Regions from separate parts of the Homo sapiens genome. Here region 1 is linked to region 2. The links are chromatin loops, found by intact Hi-C in ENCODE. Cell type or tissue: mammary epithelial cell. All regions are shown on one strand. Each heading gives the region's core, and the rest is flanking DNA. Links, peaks and the distances in the headings are about the cores only.

Region 1 (9,068 bases), core at 628-8,627, 290 kb after region 2:
TGAGGCCACGTCCTGGGCAGGCGTGTGCAGGATTATGCAGAAGAAACAGGGAATTGATGTTTGGCTAGGAAGTATGGTAGAAACTGGGAATCTATGAGAGGTGAGGCTGGAAATAAAAGGTCATGGCAAAGTCATGAACTTCCTTGAATGTTGTGCTAACGAGTTTGGATTTTATCTTACAGGTAATGGGAAGCCATTTAAGGAATGGCAGTGGAGAAGGAATAATATCAAATCTAAGCTTTAGGAAGATAATTCTGGTACATGGTGTGAGGGTTGGATTAAGGGAATCTGATGTTAGAGGCAGGGGGCCATAAGAAAGTTCAGCTGAAATTTCATTCACATTGCTTGAAGACCCAAACCAGGGCAATGTGAGTATGTCATAATAAATACTGTAGGTAAAACAGTAATGCAGTTTCAAATAGCCTTAATCTTTAGGAATTCATCTATTCCAGACTTTTCATACTGATCTCGCCTTAAAAGACCAAAGCAAATTAGCCACCAACTTGCAGTAACTACTCAAGTCAAACCAGTCTCCACAGCAATGTTATACATAGTTCTTTCTGTATTTTTTAAAATACACAGAATCTGTTCTTATATCCACTTCCTCTCATCCTTGCAATGCCGGCCATGCAATTGGTGTTCCCCAAATGTTTGTTGCACGAAGGAATGAATAAACAAATGAATAAAAAGATCCCAAGCCTTTCCATATTTCCAGATCATCCCCAAGTCTTCAATTCTCCATGGCAACATTCTGTAAACTCCAGACCGTGGTGCTCACTCCTTGGCCGGACTGACATTGCACCCAGCTGTATAGTTCGCCACTAAATACCAGCCTTGTATTGTCTTCTAGCTGTTCTGGGCATATAAATCTTATTTCTCTAACATGATTGCAGCTCAGCCTCAGGTTGAGCCTAACTGTAGTTGTATAATGCTGACATTACCTATAGCATCCATTGCAGGACTGGGTGCTTGGAGGATTTCAAGGTTTTTCTGAATGAAAATGGCTTCGCCCTCTGACAGCTATTCAAAGTCGTGTAGTTCAAATTACTCCCACTGCAGCTCCACCCACCCAGGCAGCAGCCCCAGCCAAATTTGCTGCCTATCCTGAGGATTATAATCCAGCCCCTGGTGTCCATATGTGACCCTCATCTTAGACAAATAAAATAAAATAAGTTTTCAAAAGAAACAGCAAAGAAACCTAACCTGTCTGTTTACTTCATCAGCACACAAAGCTGTTGTTCTCCTTTAGCTTCCTTCCCAGCACGTACCTGCCTCCCCAAATTCACAGCTCAATTTTTTGGTGAGTCTGGGTATCAACTGCGAGTCCTCTTGTGATTCAGCCCTGCCAAAATGCGCGTGTGAGCACACGCACAGGCTCACGCACTCAGAGTTGGGGAAGCCAAGGCAAGGTAAAAATGTTTTGCCTTGTCACATTCCAGCAGTCAGTGACTCCTCCTGAGGGGGCGGGCACACAATGGACACTCTGTACTTGGCTCAGGCCTTCAGTCCAACAAAAGTTAACTCTTCTATGACTGCCTGCAGGACTTGGGCAGGGGCGGCAGTGGGGGCTGGGAGTGGAGGAGGATTGGAAAGATAAAATTGCTTAGGAGATAACAGCCTTGTCGGCCCCAGGCAAACAAAAGGGCAAGGAAAAGAAACAGATGTATTTAGAAAGAATACTGAGATAGGAGTCCAAAACTTTGTCTTTATTCCTAGCTCTGCTGTTCACAGGCAGTCAGATGCTAGACAAGCCACTATGAGTCTTTTACCCACACTTTGTGGATCTCTTATGACCCACACTTGCCTTAGCAATGAATGGGTTGGGACGAAAGTCTGTTTCATACTTAACACTTTGTAATTTTGCCCTGCAGAGCCATAGACCTATGGGTACACTCCAAAATGAACAGCATGAACCTAAAGAATTATTTCTCTGAATGGCCAGGGGAATCCTGCTTGGCTAGATGTGACTTATACCCAAATAAGTTCCAGAGTACATCCTCCCTCCCCTCCAAAACTGCTAGATAGAATATTTTTCCTAGTCTAAAATACATTCTCCAACTGGGAATTCTTACTTATTCTGAAGCCTGGTGGAAATGCAAGTTCTCGAGCTCTACTTACTGAATCAGGGCTCCAGAGCTGGGACCCAACACGCCAGCTTTTACCAAGCCCTCTCAGTGGTTCTGATGGCCTAGAGTCAGAACCAGTGCCTTAGACTGTGCCTGGTCTATATGATTACCCCTGTCAAGTTGCTAGATCATAGGTATTATTATTGAGTACATGAGGGTATTTCTCCCTTACAGCAGTATTGTGAGTCTCTTGGGAACAGGCAGGACTTGTGTCGTATTCATCCACAAAATCCTAACACCTAGCACCATGGCCAACACATAATCAACACTCAAGAAATGCTGGATGGCTGAATTAACAAGTGAACAAAGCAACTCAAGCTGGGCTTCCCAGCATCATTTATTCACCTCCCTCTTCTGCTTTGCCCAGGTGCCATGCACATACAGGCCATTGTCATCCTGACTGTTGCTTTCCAAAAGGACAAGGTGGTAGAGATAGGGCCCTTAGTATATTCAACAGGAGTCAAAAGAAATGAATTCCTGGCCTAGTTCTGCCACTTAGGAGCCTTCATAAGCCTCTTTCAGCCTCAGTGTCTCATCAATGAACAGAAAAAAAAAAAAAAGGTGGTTTCCCAGCCTACTTCACTAGCTTATTATTTTTACTTTTTAAAAAAATTTTACTGTATTTCTTGGTAGTAGAACTCCATGCTCCTTATTACAAAATAAACACATGAACAACACGTGCACCTCTCAGGTCTTAAAGGCAAACAATCCCAAACACAGGAAGAGTACTCGGCTTCATTCCTGAACTTTTGCAAACTTCCCCAAGCTCTTCATCCTCAGTCCTCCCTCGGCTCTGGACTCTGCAAATTCCCATACCACAAGGCATTTCTTTCATCTTCACACGTAAAACACACTGGGCTGACCAGATAATTCTCAGGCTAGAACTTTTTGCCTCAAAATTTTGTAGCATGTCTTTCAGCATTTAAACTAATGAAGGGAAAACAGAGGCTGGCCTGATTTGGTTTCCTCTTTAGGCAACTTGCTTTATGTGTTTATAATTGAAGACTTTCTTTTTCATTATGTTAGAATTTTATTAATGACAAAATGAGTGTAGTGTGGAGCTCTCTCCCTTTAATTTTCCTGGAACATAATGAGCCTTTTGGATCTGTAGATGCAGGTTCTTTCTAGTTCAGGAATGTTCCCTTCAATTATTCCTTTGGTAATTTCTTCCATTAAATGGTTCTGGCTTCTTTCGAAGTTTTTCCTGTAATTCTGAGTTTAGAGCTCTCATCTCTGTTCTCCATTTCTATCATTTTCTCTCTCACTGCTTTTCTTTCCTTCTTTTGCCTTGTGGGAGAGCATACCCCAATCTGTTCTCCATAATACCAATTTGATTCTATTTTCCATGCCCCCTTTGCCTTTATTGACTTCACTGTGGATTTTTTTTTAATTCTGCAATTGCACATTTTGTATCCCTGCAATCTTTCTTTACTTTATGCATCCACTTTTCAGCTGATTCTGATGTCTTTTCATCAGCATGCTCCGTCCTTGTTTCTTAATGCTCCTTTTCCATGGGTCATACTTCTTGTCAAAGATGCCAGGTAGCTTTCTGAAACTCTAATGTTGCTGTTGGATTAACTAATTTTCCTGATATTGTTCCTTTTACCTTGTTTTAAGTGTTTCTTCCACCTCAGGAGGGCTTGTGTTGGGTTCTGTTTCTTTGCTCACACTCTGATGAGGAGAGAGCCTGGCCTACAGAGGAAGTACTGGACTACCTTCTACCCATTGTGAAGCCAGTCACATCCTCCTCTTCGAGCTACTCCTCTTACCAGAGACCATATCAAGTTCTAGTGAACAGTAACCAGGGATGCAATGAAGCTAGTGCCTATGGGTTCATAAGAGCCCACTGTGTGTATCTCTCCCCAACTCCACATTCAGTGGCATTAAGTTGGTAGCTTAAAATGCAGCCATGGAGTGCGGTGGCGCATGTCTGTAATCCCAGCACTTTGGGAGGCTGAAGTGGGCAGATCACCTGAGGTCAGGAGTTCGAGACCAGCCTGGCCAACATGGCTAAACCCCATCTCTACTAAAAACACAAAAATTAGTCGGGCGTGGTGGCATGCACCTGTAATCCCAGCTACTCAGGAGGCTGAGGCAGAAGAATCACTTGAACCCAGGAGGCTCAGGTTGCAGAGAGCCGAGATCGCACCACTGCACTCCAGCCTGGGCAAGGGAGCTCAGCCATGGTGGGAGTGTTTACACCATAAGAACGAGCAAACTTTACAAGTCAGTGCTTTTAAAAAATCTGGAAAACAGGGTGTTAAGCATATACTAGAACACCACTGAGAGTAAACATCCATCTACTATTGTTTTGCTGAACTGAGAAAAGTCTTTTCTGTTGGATTCACAAAAACAGCTGAACAGCTAAACTTCACAATATGCTCTATGACAAAGACTCCATGCTCACCTCAGAACTTTACTTGAAGCAACATCTCTGCCCAGAAGTCAATGCCCTTCTTCCACTCCTCCCAGAACTCCCCTTCCCACTCTTGCCCATTTGTCTTCTGAGAGCTATAGTCTTTGAGAATATGCATAATGATGTCAGGGAGGGAAGTCTTTAGCTGGTTTTGTTCAAGCTGCCCATACAGTAGACTTGATGACTGCCTGCTTTTCTGGTTGACAGAAACTGATTAAGAAAGCAAATGGTGTAAAAAGATGGAGTGTGATCCTACTTAATTACAGATGAGGAAGAAATTGTATTTTCAACCTAGACTCATTGGCCTATAGTTATAAGAATCTCTTGTCAGGTTCTGGCAAGAGACTGACTGTCTGACTTTGGCTTTGGGAGTGGTTGATTATTCATCCTTCTTTATGTCTTCTAAGGTATTTTGGTGGGGAGTCACAAGTGACTTCATGGGACTTTGCATGCACCTGGAATCTTCCTCTTGCTCCCCTGGAGTTAGACTTCTTCATTACTCAGGCTGAGGTTAAATGCCTCTTCCCTGAGCATCGCAAACCAGATCATAACTCCCCTTTTTGTGCCTTTGTAGGCCAGAACTTGTCTTTCCTAACATTAATTATATAATTAAATATTTGTGCCATTCTTGGTTTCAAACTCTGCCTTCTCCACTAGATGATAAGCCCTTGAAGGGTAAGACCTGTGCCTATTTGGCTCACCATGGTCACCCCCAGGGCTTGGCACAGTTTCTGATACAGAGAGACACTCCAAATTACTCATTCGGTGAATGTTGAATGAGAGGCCAGACAGACACCACTTGACTCAGCTGCCTATAACTAAGTAATCTTTCCGGAATTCCTTCCAGCTGCAGAAACACCCAGAGTAAATGCTCCACAACACTGGTAAATCTAGCAGGTGACCCAACTCTTACCTAGCTCTCAATCGGCAAGAGCAAGGGCAGCTCTACACCATGGTTCTCTGACCCTGAAGATACATCACCTGTCTATAGCAAAGGACAAAGCTCCTACTCAGTGGTGTTTTTATACTCTGCACTTGTGTGGTAAGTTCCTGATCACATTTTACCTCTTCCAAGCAGCATTTCCAGACTACTTCACCTACCACATGCTCTAGCAGCATCTCGTAAGCTGCAGATCTCCCAAGTCCCACTGATGGGCATTACTGTATATGATTCCCTGATAGGTCCTCTGTTTAGCTGGCCCTTTCTCCTTTCTCTACTTGGTTAACTCTTGTTATCCTGCAAGAATTGGGTCAGATTTCACCTCCTTCATGGAGACTGGCTGGACCCTCCTTTTCTACCTCTTCCTGCATACACATGTGCACAGACACACACACGCACGGTCTTGCTCTCACTTCCCTGGTCATTCTGCTCTCACAAAGCATTTGGCAAGCTCTGTTTCAACATTTTAATTACCTGCCTCTCTCTCCCACTAGACCACAAGCTCCATGAGGACAAGGGCTATATTTTAAATGAGTCTCTGCACAGCTGGAAGCATAGAGAACACTGGGAGTAACTGTCCAACAGTAAGTGTTCAAGCCATGTTTCTCCTTAAAAAGAAGAATGGAAGCAGTTCTGACTTGATGACATAGGTTTAGATTTCTTAGCCTCCCTTTTCCACTTAGTAATTGTGTTCTTAGGAAACATTTTTAATCTTTTCAAGTCTCATTTGGAAATGGGGTAATAATCCTACCTCAAGGATTGTTTCAAGAAGTAAAGATTAAATGAGATAATAATTATGAAAGAACATACTGGGATCACCTTAGTAAGTGTGCAAACTTTTTTGTTACATTTGATTTACTCCCATAGTTGATCACCAAGCTAGCATTTGACTAAGTGCCACCCTCTCTTCTAAGACTCCAAGTCAAGCCCTGAGGGACAGGAGTTGAAGACCAACCTCCTCCATCTTGCTACACAGTGAGAAGCACAGACAACTTGTTTCCTTTGCATCTGCTAACCTGACCATTTAGCTGTTGTTTGATTATTGCTCTTCTCTTGTTTCCAGTTTGTCTCATGGAGGAAATAATACTGGGTACAGTCAGGAATTCCACATTCTAATCCCTCCTCCACCATTTAGAGCTGGTGGCCTTGGGCAAGTTCCTTTTTCTCCCTGAGTCTTCCCATCATTATATGTAGAATTGGGACCAGAGAACATGAGTTCAACCCTGTGGCCCCTTCCAGCTCTGACATTCCCAGGTACTGAGCCTTGTCTCCTCAACCAGAAGCCCTTCAAAGCCAGGGCTGGTACCTTCCACCTTTTTATCAGATTCTGCTGACTCTGCAGCTCAGCCTGGCTGGGCTGGCTGAGCCTAAGACAAAACTAAGCATATGCCGTTAGTCTCTGTACTCAGGGATCTCTATGATAAGGAAAGGAGATGAAACTTCTGAGACCTGAGGTCTGACATACTATCCATTAACCAACAGTTCCAGCTGTAGCTGTAAAAAACAGTGTCTCCTCTGGGAACCAATAACACAACACAACAGCATGACCCTTGTGTCTTTGCTCCCTGGTGAAAAATCTCTACAATCCTGCCTGGGCCAATCAAGTTTGCAGGTTGAGCTGTGGCTTTGATGCGTTACTTGTGCCTGTGTTCCTCTGTGCAGTCAAGGAAAAGTGTTCTCTTGTAGTGAAAGGGTTGGGGGGCGGGGGGTGGTTAAACATTACCACTAACTTGTGCTGAGCTCTTTACAGTCATTATCAATTTAATTCACACAACAGCACTGTGATGCAGAAGATCTTGTCCTCATTTTACAGACCTGGAAATTAAGGTCCAGAAAGGTTAATGATTTACTCAAGAGCACACACTTTCTGTGCCAGATTCACAATCAAATCGAGGTATATATGATTACAAAGCCTCTTAGTTTGACATCATGAGGTATCTAAAACACAAAGTGATGCCAACTTTTGACCAAAAGTTGTTAGTTGCTTCTACATACATGAGTTCTAAAACCAGTGTGCCATCTGAATTGCCACGTCACTTAAACTCTCTTGGGCATCAGTTTTCTCATCTGCCTTTTCTAATTCTCCTCACAGAATCTTGCAGGAAAAAAAGGTAAATAATATGTGTAGCACAATACCAAAATAGGTTAAATACAGTAGATTTGAAAGAAGTAATTGTGACCATAATATTTCCTGTCCAAGCAGGGAGGAGGAATTCACATCGTAAAGAAAATAATCTGAATTGTTAACATACATCAGGTATTCTCTAAGTTTATTTACGTTTTTCATCTGATTTAAGTTTATTATACTATTTAACCCTGATTTACTAACTGATTTTAACCCAGAGACACATCCATTTTACAGATAAGAAAATTAAAGTTGAGGGATTTGTTGAAATCACAGGGGCAGTTGTGTCTGACTCCAAATGTTATTTGAACCATAGAGCCACCAGTCTTCAAATATTCTGTATTAGTGGTCCCTGAAAACTCTGGTCCTCCACCACACCATTTATAAATTGAGGAAGGAATTGGTAGACATACTTGGAGGCAATGAGGATAAACTGAACCATCTAACAGATAATAATAAAGTCTTTCAAAGTTCTCTTTCACCTCACTACCTGTTCAGTTTTAATTCAAATTCCTTGACTTCTCAACCGTCTGATTAAGCCATTGCTTTGTTCATTGTCATTTGAACATAAAGTGTAATCTGGCACGTATATGTTTGTGCTTCTGCTGCAAAGGAGATGCTAAGCATACCAGAGAACTAAACAAATATCAGCTCCACTTCCCTTTCTCTGTGATATATCTCCTCTAGCTACCTTGTACTGTCATTAAACATTGTCTTGTTACTGAATCTTGTTTATTTCCTTCTCCAATTATACATTAAACACTTGGAAATAAGTACCAGTATCACAAGAGTTTTATGTTCCCCAGAGCGGCCCATCCCCATTCCAAATGCTTATATACAATTTCATTTCTTGTTCTAAAGATACCTCTTTTGAACCCCATGCTGAAGAGCTGGTAGCGGACAGGACCTAGCAGCAGGAGGCAGAGTCAGCTGTCAGCGTTCTTTCATGTGTGCTATGTGTGGAAGTCTCTGACAGGCACACCCACCTGCTCCCCAAGACTGCTCTCCCTGCACTTGGAAAGCTGTGGGCATGCCTCCCCATTTCAGCTTAGGGGAGATGAATCCTTGGCCTGTTTCCTACAGGACACCATCCCATCTGTCTTGCTGCCTTACACTCCACAGAGCCCTATGCTGAACTGTTCTCCTTTCTCCCTCTACATTCCCAAATGGATGATCTTCCCTGCTGCTCCATACCTACCCAAGACTATTCCATTGTCAAGGACTCAGCTCAAGTTCCACCTACTCCTCAAAGCTTTCTCTGATCTGACTAACCCTTGGAGACACTAAACCCCTCGGGCTCCCACTACAATTCAGCACTTAGACCTAAATGGCTGGCTGCTGCTACTCCTCCCCTGGTTTTCATGGGCTCTTAGAGCATCTTTCACTCCATCTCTTGGGATCCCCATGGCACCCATCAGAGTCTGGTCACAATCAATAATAATGTCAATGAACAAACCAATT
Region 2 (9,068 bases), core at 120-8,119:
CTACATCATCCATCATTGTGTTTCTAATTTAAATTATTATGTATTTCATTTTTAGACTTTCTATTTGGGCAGTTTTCAAATCTACCTTGCCATATTTCATAATCTGTTGTACTTATTCTTTTGATGTTCTTCTTTACTTTTTAAAACATATTGAGCTTACTTATCTTGTAGTTGAGGGGATTCATATTTTTCCAGATATAGTGGGTCTAATTTTACTCCTTGTTGCTTCTGCTGAGTCTTATAAAAACTTGTTTCCTCATGTATTTTGCATTATCATATTTTATCATGATTTATGTTTTTGGCATTTCTTCTATGAGAACTATTTGAGTCATGGTTACTAAGTGCATTTTTCCAGAGATAATATGCACTTCCACTTGTTAGGTGCCTAAGGGTTCCACCAAACCAGGAGAATTTTAAACTAAAATTTTCATTTGGTCATTTGTAGTCACAAAGCAAGTACCTATTTTGACCCTGCTCCCCTGACCCCCTATTCATATGAGAACTGTCTTGAGATTAAGATTTCTCAGAGGTTACTGGCCCCTGCAACTATAGTGAAGACTATGATGGGCTATATGCTATTTCAGTCTTTTACTGAGGGTTTTGCCTTATAAAATACACTCTTTGAAAGGAATTTTTGGTCATACATCCTAGATTCCATGGGAATTACATTTGTTTTCTCTTCCCTATAAGCAACCAAATAAACCAAACAGTCTGAACATCCAGAAATAGGCAGATAGCTGCAGAAAAAGCCCATCAACTTTAAGGCTAGCTACCTCTTTGTATTAGAGGTTTCTTGTCAATTTTAGCATCTCAGAACCTGTACCCACATTTCTAACCTGAAAATACGTGTAAACAGATATCTTACACCTCATTCAGCTTTTAAACATTTTATATCAGAAAGGTTTTGAAGTATTTCTTGCCTGCTGTATCTTGTAAACAGAAACCTTTTATATTATTTTAATCCCAACGTCAATACACAATGACCCACTGACTTTTCTCCTTCTCCATTATCATCACTTATTTGTTCTTAGCCTTATTCAGGCAACCTGAAATTCAACTAATTAACTAGAGATGCTATATAATAATGTACAGTGTCTACTGAAAAGTCATTTTTAGCTTAGTTTTGTAAATATATCCTATGATGTGAATTTTATGCCGCTTTTCAAATCCTAGGTCGAAAGTTTTAAACATGATATTTGTGTCCCTTCTTTTCCAAATCGTATGAATGTGTATATATTTCTATTTTTTCTACAAAAGGGTGCATACTTTTCAGCAGATTCTAAAAGAACTATGTAGCTGTAACCTTTTAAAAAAAGGTTAAGAATTGCTTATCTTAGGAGAATATCAACAATTAAACAGGTTCACATTTATAGGAGAATTCTGGAAACTATGCCTGGGAAAAGGGAATGAAAAAATATCTCATGAGAAACAGTATATATAGCTGTATCTATATATGTCTGTCTATCTAACTGTAGATTGATCTATTTACATATAATCAAACACACATGGCCACACTCTCATACATACAGGCACATGCTGCTGTGCTACAACATAATAGTAAACAGGGTGAGAGACTAGGATTATTATCAATATTAAATTTGTTTTAATTATGTGTATTTTTCCACAGCAAGCTTAAAGATAATAAACTGCTTTATCTTCACGGAGAACCAAACCAATCATTGCTGAGAAACCTCTGACAGCGCTCCTATCTAAAATGGGTAATTCTAAACTAACATTACCCATCTTGACCTCCCGGCCAGACTTGGCTCCAAGTGATTTGGCTGTTTCCATAAATCACATCTTCCTTTCAAAGGCAAAGACATTTCAGATATTTAGAAGAATGTGGCAGGGCTTGAAAGAATTTCCAAGAGAGCTCCAAAGCATTTTGAGCAGAGGCAGCTGAACCAGAATCTGCATTGTCTAGTGATTGTTATTGATGGACAGGCAATAATCCTAATTGGGGGTTTGCGTACCACTGACTTCATGAGTCTCTGTGTTTTATGCTATCTTATTGCTGTCTGTCTCAAACATGTGTGACTAGAGAGTGGTCAGCAGGAAAACTCTGGGGGCTCTTCTGGAGAAGGAGCTTTAAATACAGTCATACATGGCATAACATTGTTTTGGTCAGTGACGGACCACATATATGTTAGTGGTCCCATAAAATTGTAGTGAAACTGAAAAACTCCTAAAATGCCTGGTGATGTTGTAAGCCACTACAATATCATAGAGGCTATTACACAATGCTTTATGCAAGTGTTTGTGGTGATGGTGGTATAAACAGATTTGTTGCACTGCTAGTCATGTGTAAGTTAGCACATAGGACTAGGTACGGTACATAATACTTAATAATGATAATAAACGACTATGTTACTGGTTTTAGTTACAATACAATACAATACAATACTATACTATACTATACTATACTATACTATACTATACTATACTAACTATTGTTATTTTAGAGTACACTCCTTCTACTTATAAAAAAAAGTTAACAGCCTCAGGCAGGTCCTTTAGGAGGCATTCCAGAATAAGCAAGGCATTGTTATTATAGGAGATGACAGTACCATACGTGTTATTGCCCCTGAAGACCTTCCAGTGGGACAAGCTATGGAGGTGGAAGTTGGTGATATTTATGATCTTGATGCTATGTAGGCCTAGGTGAATGTATCTGTTTGTGCCTCAGTTTTTAACCAAAAAGTTTAAAAGTAAAAAAAAAAAAAATCAAAATAAGAAAAGGCTTATAGAATAAGAATATAAGAAATATTTTGCACAACTGTAGAATGTGTTTTAATATAAGTATTACAAAAGTGAAAAAGTTAAAAACAACTTAACCTTATAAAGTAAAAAGTCACAGTAAGCCACATTTCATTTATTAATGAAGAAAGAAATTTTTTTATACATTTAGTGTAGAGCATTTATAAAATCTATAATAGTATATGGTAATGTCCTAGGCCTTCACAATCACTCACCACTCACTCACTGACTCACTCAGAGCAACTTCCAGTCCTATAATCTCCGTTCACAATAAGTGCGCTAGAGAGGCATACCATTATTTATCCTTGACACCGTATTTTTGCTGTACCTTTTCTATGTTTAGATACTCAAATGCTTACCATTGTGTTACAGTTATCTACAGTATTCAGTACTCTAACATGCTGGGCAGGTTTGTATCCTAGGAGCAAAAGGCTACACCATATAGCTTAGGTGTGTAGCAGGCTATCCTATCGAGGTTTGACTAAGTACACCATGATGTTCGCACTGGGATGGAGAGGTCTGGTTACGCACACCAGAAGAAGCAACATCATTTTGTAGTTGTTCCTTAGCTACTCTCTGCCATAATGTATATTTTTCTAACTCACTTTAAAACTAAAAATCTATAAATTGGTTGCTCTTTCCCTCTGGGAACAAGACTCTAGTGGAGTATTGAGTACTCTGGTTCTTGGCTCCAAATATTGTTTCTAAATCAAAAAGTCTTACATTAGCTTCCCCTGCAGGATCTCTGTGCCCTTCATTGTAAATCTGTGAGGAAATCATGGTACTTTTGGCAATGTAGCTGGCTAAAGGTTGAACAGTGAAAATGAACAATGGAGAATTCATAGCCCTAAAAGCAGATTACAAGTAATCCTGCAGATACTAAATGGTGGATTACAGAGTGATTACTGACAAATTGATAGACTGGTACCTAGACACTGTAAAAACTAAACAGTTGTACTGTAGATTTAAGTTAAGAACATTTAAAAGAAGAAAAAGAATCATTACTCAAGTAACTGTGCCCTTGCGTGAGATTCATATGAAATAAATAAGACTGTGCTCCTTGGTTGATTCCACAGCTTAAAATACTTCAACATTAATAAGTGTATTAAGCCCAAGCCAGAATTATTATTACTATTATATTATCACATGTACAGTTGTCTGGGCCACTTAAGACAGAGACAGAGGAATAGCATAGCTCCAGAGAAATAAAATCTGAACAAAACTAGACTCTGAACAAGTTACAAGTTATCTGAAAATGGAAACAATAGTACCTACTGCTTAGCTCTGAGGCACTGCCCATTTCTGGCAAATTAAGCAAGTAAACTTTTTTTTTTAAGACTTTCTTGTCAATTTTAGCATCTCAGAACCCCTACCCACATTTGTAACCTGAAAGCACATGTAGACAGATCTCTTACACCTCATTCAGTGTTTAAACATTTTATGTTCAAAAGGCGACAGTCTCTGTCGCCCAGTCTGGAGTGCAATGGCATGATCTCCGCTCACTGCAACCTCCGCCTCCTGGGTTCAAGTGATTCTCCTGCTTCAGCCTCCCGAGTAGCTGGGATTATAGGCGCACGCCACCACGACTGGCTAGTTTTTGTATTTTTAGTGGAGATAGGGTTTCACCATGTTGGCCGGGCTGGTCTCGAACTCCTGACCTCAGGTGATCTGCCCGCCTTGGCCTCCCAAAGTGCTGAGATTACAGATGTGAACCACTGCGTCCGGCCTAAGCATGTAAACTTTGAATTATGTAAACTTAAAATTCGTGCCTTCTCTGCAAATTAAGCATGTAAACTTTAAATCACTGCAAGGTACATTAGCAATGATAATAATTAGTAACATGATAACCAACCAACTCATAGTGCCTCTTACATGTCAGGCAACATGACAGAAAAATGCTTTAGAGGTGTGACCTCATTTAATCCACACCACATCCTGATGACATATAATAATAATGCCAACATCACTTCATCATTGTACATCATTCTGTAGTTATAGCATATATGGCAGGGGTCCCCAAACCCAAGGCCATGGACTGGTATGCTGTTAGGACCTGGGCTGGACAGCAAGAGTTAAGCGGCAGGTGCAGGAGGAGTGAGCATTACCGCCTGAGCTCCGCCTCCTGTCAGATCAACAGCAGCATTAGATTCTCATAGGAGCCTGAACCCTATTGTGAACTGCCCATGTGAGGGATCTAGCTTGCATATTCCTAATCAGAATCTAATGTCTGATGATCTGAGGTGGAACAGTTTCTTCCTGAAATTATCCTCCCTTCTCCGCACCCCACTCCCCTGCCCTGCCTGTCTGTGAAGAAATTGTCTTCCACAAAACCAGTCCCTAGCACTAAAAAAGTTGAGGACCACTGATACATGGTTTTTGTTTTTGTTTTTCCCAAGACGGAGTCTTGCTCTGTCTCCCAGGCTAGAGTGCAACCTCAGCTCACTGCAACCTCTGCCTCCCAGGTGCAAGCAATTCTCCTGCCTCAGCCTCCTGACTAGCTGGGATTACAGGCTCATGCAACCACGCCCGGCTAATTTTTGTATTTTTAGTAGAGACGGGGTTTCACCATGTTAGCCGGGGTGGTCTCGAACTCCTGACCTGTGATCCACCTGCCTCAGCCTCCCAAAGTGCTGGGATTACAGGCATGAGCCACTGCACCTGGCCTATATGGTATTTTGATTCTGTACCTTTTCTAAGATGGCCAGGTCAGGAACAACAATCTTTTGACAAATGCAAAATTGAAGTTGAGAAAAGGTGAGTCACTTGTTCAATGACAGACAGCAAACAGATATTTAGTCTCTGGGTTCTTCCCAAAGTTCCATACCATCACAGACCAAAGGAATGGAGTGGCAAGCAGGGGGTTATTTAACCAGGTGATGGGCTCATGGCTGTTGCCAAGCCTAGAAGAAAGCACTCAGCTGGCATGAGCTGATTACCATTTCTGGTGTTACTCAGCAAGAAAAATAAGGCCTGCTGCTGCAGCAGGAGGGACTGAAAATGAGACTTGAAAATCTGCTCCTACAAGAAGGGCAATGGGACAGTGGTTAGGAGTATGGGCTCTGGAATTGGGCTTGGGGCAAATCTTGGCTCTACTCCATGTGGGCTCTATGACCTTGGAAATCTACTTCTTCACTCCATGCCTCATGTCCCTGATTTGTATAATGGGGGTAAGAGTGTCCCTAGTTCTTAGAGCTGGTTGGTGGAAAAATAAAGTTATGCATACGAAACACTTAGAATAGCACCTAACATTTCACAAGCCCTCAAATTAATTATTATTGGAATGAACTTGACCATAACAGAAAATGCATCTGAAGGAGGCTACGTGTACCTGTTTTTCCCCAATCACGTTTTGATACGCACAAAATCTGTCTGCTTGAAGAAATGCCTCCAACTCTATGATTCTATAAACTAAAATGCTTCTGTTCATGTTCTCTCTCCTCTCATTTTTCAATGTTCATAATCATGATTTACTCAATTGGCCTGGCTTCCACTGAATAAGTTACCTACAAGGCCTGGTGGTCTGGAGGTTGAGGGTCCACAGGAAATATTAGACAGGGGTTTTCGGTGACTTCTCAGGGGGCCCACATACCATAATTGCAGTTATAGTCAGGGCTGAAGTTAAGCATCCCATGACCTTGTAAAGTCCCTTAATTGTTCTAGGCCTTGGTGTCACCATCTATAAAATCAGCATAGAAACACGGCTGCCCTCAGGCCAGGGACTGGGTTTAGCAGAGCAAACTAGTACTGAAACCCATGACTCCTCACTAAAGCTTGGAGTGTCCCCCATGATGTCATACTCACTTCCAAGCCTTTAAATGTAGAAGTCAAAAAGGGTTTTAAGATTAGCCTTCATAAACCAGCAGAAATTATATGACCCACTGGGAACAGAAATAAAATAAGAGGAAGCATCATATATTCTGCTGCAGAAGAAATACATAAATGATAGAGCTTTCAGTCTCTATATTTATCTATGTTGATGACTACTTCGCTTATCACTCACTAAATCTGTTATTTTACTTGTATGGATAAACTCAAAAAGCTATGCTCTTGCTTGATTGAATATGCTTTTCAACAACTCATGACAAACTCAGAAGAGGAGGGAAAAAAATGCAAGTCGAACCAGAGCCATAAATTTAAAAAGAGTTTAGGCAGGGAATACCCTAAATGATATAATAATCACAGAATCATCCAAATTAGATGTGGAAGCATGGAGCTCTGGCTCTGGCCCCCTGAGGCGACTGCTCCAGGAAGCCAAGGTGTGTGGATCTTCCAGCCGGCGGCCCCTGCCTCCCCAGCCCGGCACTCTGCCATATGCTTGCTTCCCAGGCTTTTTGCTTGTGCGCATTTCAATGATGCTACCATTTTCCTCACCCAATTTGTATATTTTACACCTGTATAGGATAATGTTATTGGAAGTGTCATTTATTCCAGAGCTGTGAAACCACAAATGGTGACTTACTCTACAGCAACTTCAGTTCACACAATCAAGCAATTGAGAGGCTTTTACTACCTTCAACTCCACCCCACCTTCCCCAAACTTTCGCTTTATGGGGTGTTTTTTTATGCTTCCTACAATAAGCTTGCTCTGAATATAAATGCACATTTCCAATGTATATGGCACTTTTGAACAGCGTGAATAGAAAATCTTGGAAAGATGCTACAGTGAAGCAACTGCAAACGTTAATACCCTGTTGTTTTTACTGCTAATTAGAAACAAAACACAAGTTCGACCTTATTGTAGGCTAATCAGCTATTAAAACTAAGGGCTTCTTAAAAAAAATCAAATCTGGTTGCCTTCTTTAGACATACGAAAAAGCGGGGGAAAAAGAAGCAACCAAAAGGGGGCACATGCTTTAAAATTCTTCCCTTATTCTTCTCTATGCCGATGTAGATTCACTGAGTGGTTCTGATGTAAAAGGTAAATGTGGGCAAGGCAGCCAGTAGTCTCAGGGCAAAGATGTGGCTGCCATAATAACCCCTGGATGCTCTTCTCTTGCAAAGTCCTGTTATTGTCAGAAAGATGAATTCTAAAACAACTCTATATTGTGCAATCTGCAGATTTTATTGACAAAGGTGTCAAGTCCCACAGAACTGAAAGTTGTTTCCCTTGTCATGAAATAAATAAGCAGGTTTGCTGGTGCTTCCAGCTTTATTCAGTTTGCTTAGATACAAGGTGACTGTAAGCATTGATTCCGTGTAAGACTGGATATAGATTTTTTAAGGGAGGTACATGTTCTGGGAGTTAGAGTCACCTCCTGAAGCCAACTGGCTCTGTAGCTTGGCTCAGGGATCCAAGGAGAGACAGAAAGAAACTGCTGGAACCTGAGAGATTACGGTGAGAGTCGGGGCAAGTGAGCTGGCTGCAGTTTTGGGCCTCTGCCTCAGGGATTCACAGGATGTTACGGCTGGAATTGAGGGCCTTGAAGATCACGCAGAATTATGTTTCTCAAACTTAAGGGTGCATCGGTTTTTAATAGATTATTGTTCTCCTGCTTCAGAGGTTCTCATTTAATAGGTCTGAGATAAGGCCTGAGAATTTGCATTTCAAACAAGTTCTCAAATGAGGCAGATGCTATTGGTCTGGGGACCACTTTAACTTTGGGAACCACTGATTTAATGCAATTCTTTCTTTTTACAGATGCATAAACTGAGGCCCAGGCAGAAGTACTGATCTGCGAAGGCCAAAACCAACAGCCTGTCCATGAGAGCTAGGTCTAGAAGACCCATATTTCTTGCTTTCAAACCTGGGCTCCTACTGCTTCCCTAGGACCATGCTTTGCAACCTCTTACCCTGCTACACATGACCATAACCTTAACCTAGAGCTGTGGAAACTGTTTCTGAAACTGGCAGCAGGGATGGGCTCTTGTCTTCCTGCTGGAGGCCTGCACCTTCTGTGCCTTCAGTGAAGGTGAGCAGCCCCAGTGCTTGAGAAAAAGGAAAAAGCCTTTCAAGGCTCCTCAACCTCCCTGCCTCTCCCTCCTCTGACAAAGTTTCCGTTTGTAAGAGACGGGAGAGGCACGGGAGGTCGGGGCTATTCAGAACTGAACTTGGTTGTATTATAAAGTAATGAGTTTCTAGAGACTAGATTTTTTTTTTTTTTAAAGCAGAAGAATGTGCGAATCAGAGAAACTACTTGGGGCTGGATGACCTCTAAGCTTTCCTCTAACTTTGAGATTCTACGATCTATGAAATTGGCTCTTATAATACATATTGTAGTAAAATTTCCTCATTTCCAACCCTACTAAACCATGGTTTGTGACAAGACGCAAGTTGTAATCAAATAATGCTGAGCCCTAAAAACAGTTTACTG

The links. Peaks named below come from ENCODE experiments on the same cell type or tissue, not always from the same donor. Only the 100,000 strongest peaks of a DNase experiment are listed, where the experiment ranks them.
Region 1: a loop joins it to region 2, with 2.6 times the contacts of the local background. A loop is called at or near these places in 2 of 110 quality-filtered maps.

The regions. Positions count from the first base shown.
Region 1 is chr18:44,689,478-44,698,545 of GRCh38, reverse strand. The region is part of intron 1 of SETBP1 (SET binding protein 1); the gene reads right to left. Among named protein-coding and RNA genes, the nearest start is that of SETBP1, 13 kb to the right of the region's middle. In mammary epithelial cell, for the core only: no CTCF peak of the experiment used is centred there; DNase peaks (open chromatin) are centred at 1,415, 4,995 and 5,305; H3K4me3 peaks cover 845 bases; H3K27ac peaks cover 3,719 bases.
Region 2 is chr18:44,980,275-44,989,342 of GRCh38, reverse strand. All of the region lies in intron 4 of SETBP1 (SET binding protein 1), which reads right to left. Among named protein-coding and RNA genes, the nearest start is that of MIR4319, 15 kb to the right of the region's middle. In mammary epithelial cell, for the core only: no CTCF peak of the experiment used is centred there; no DNase peak of the experiment used is centred there.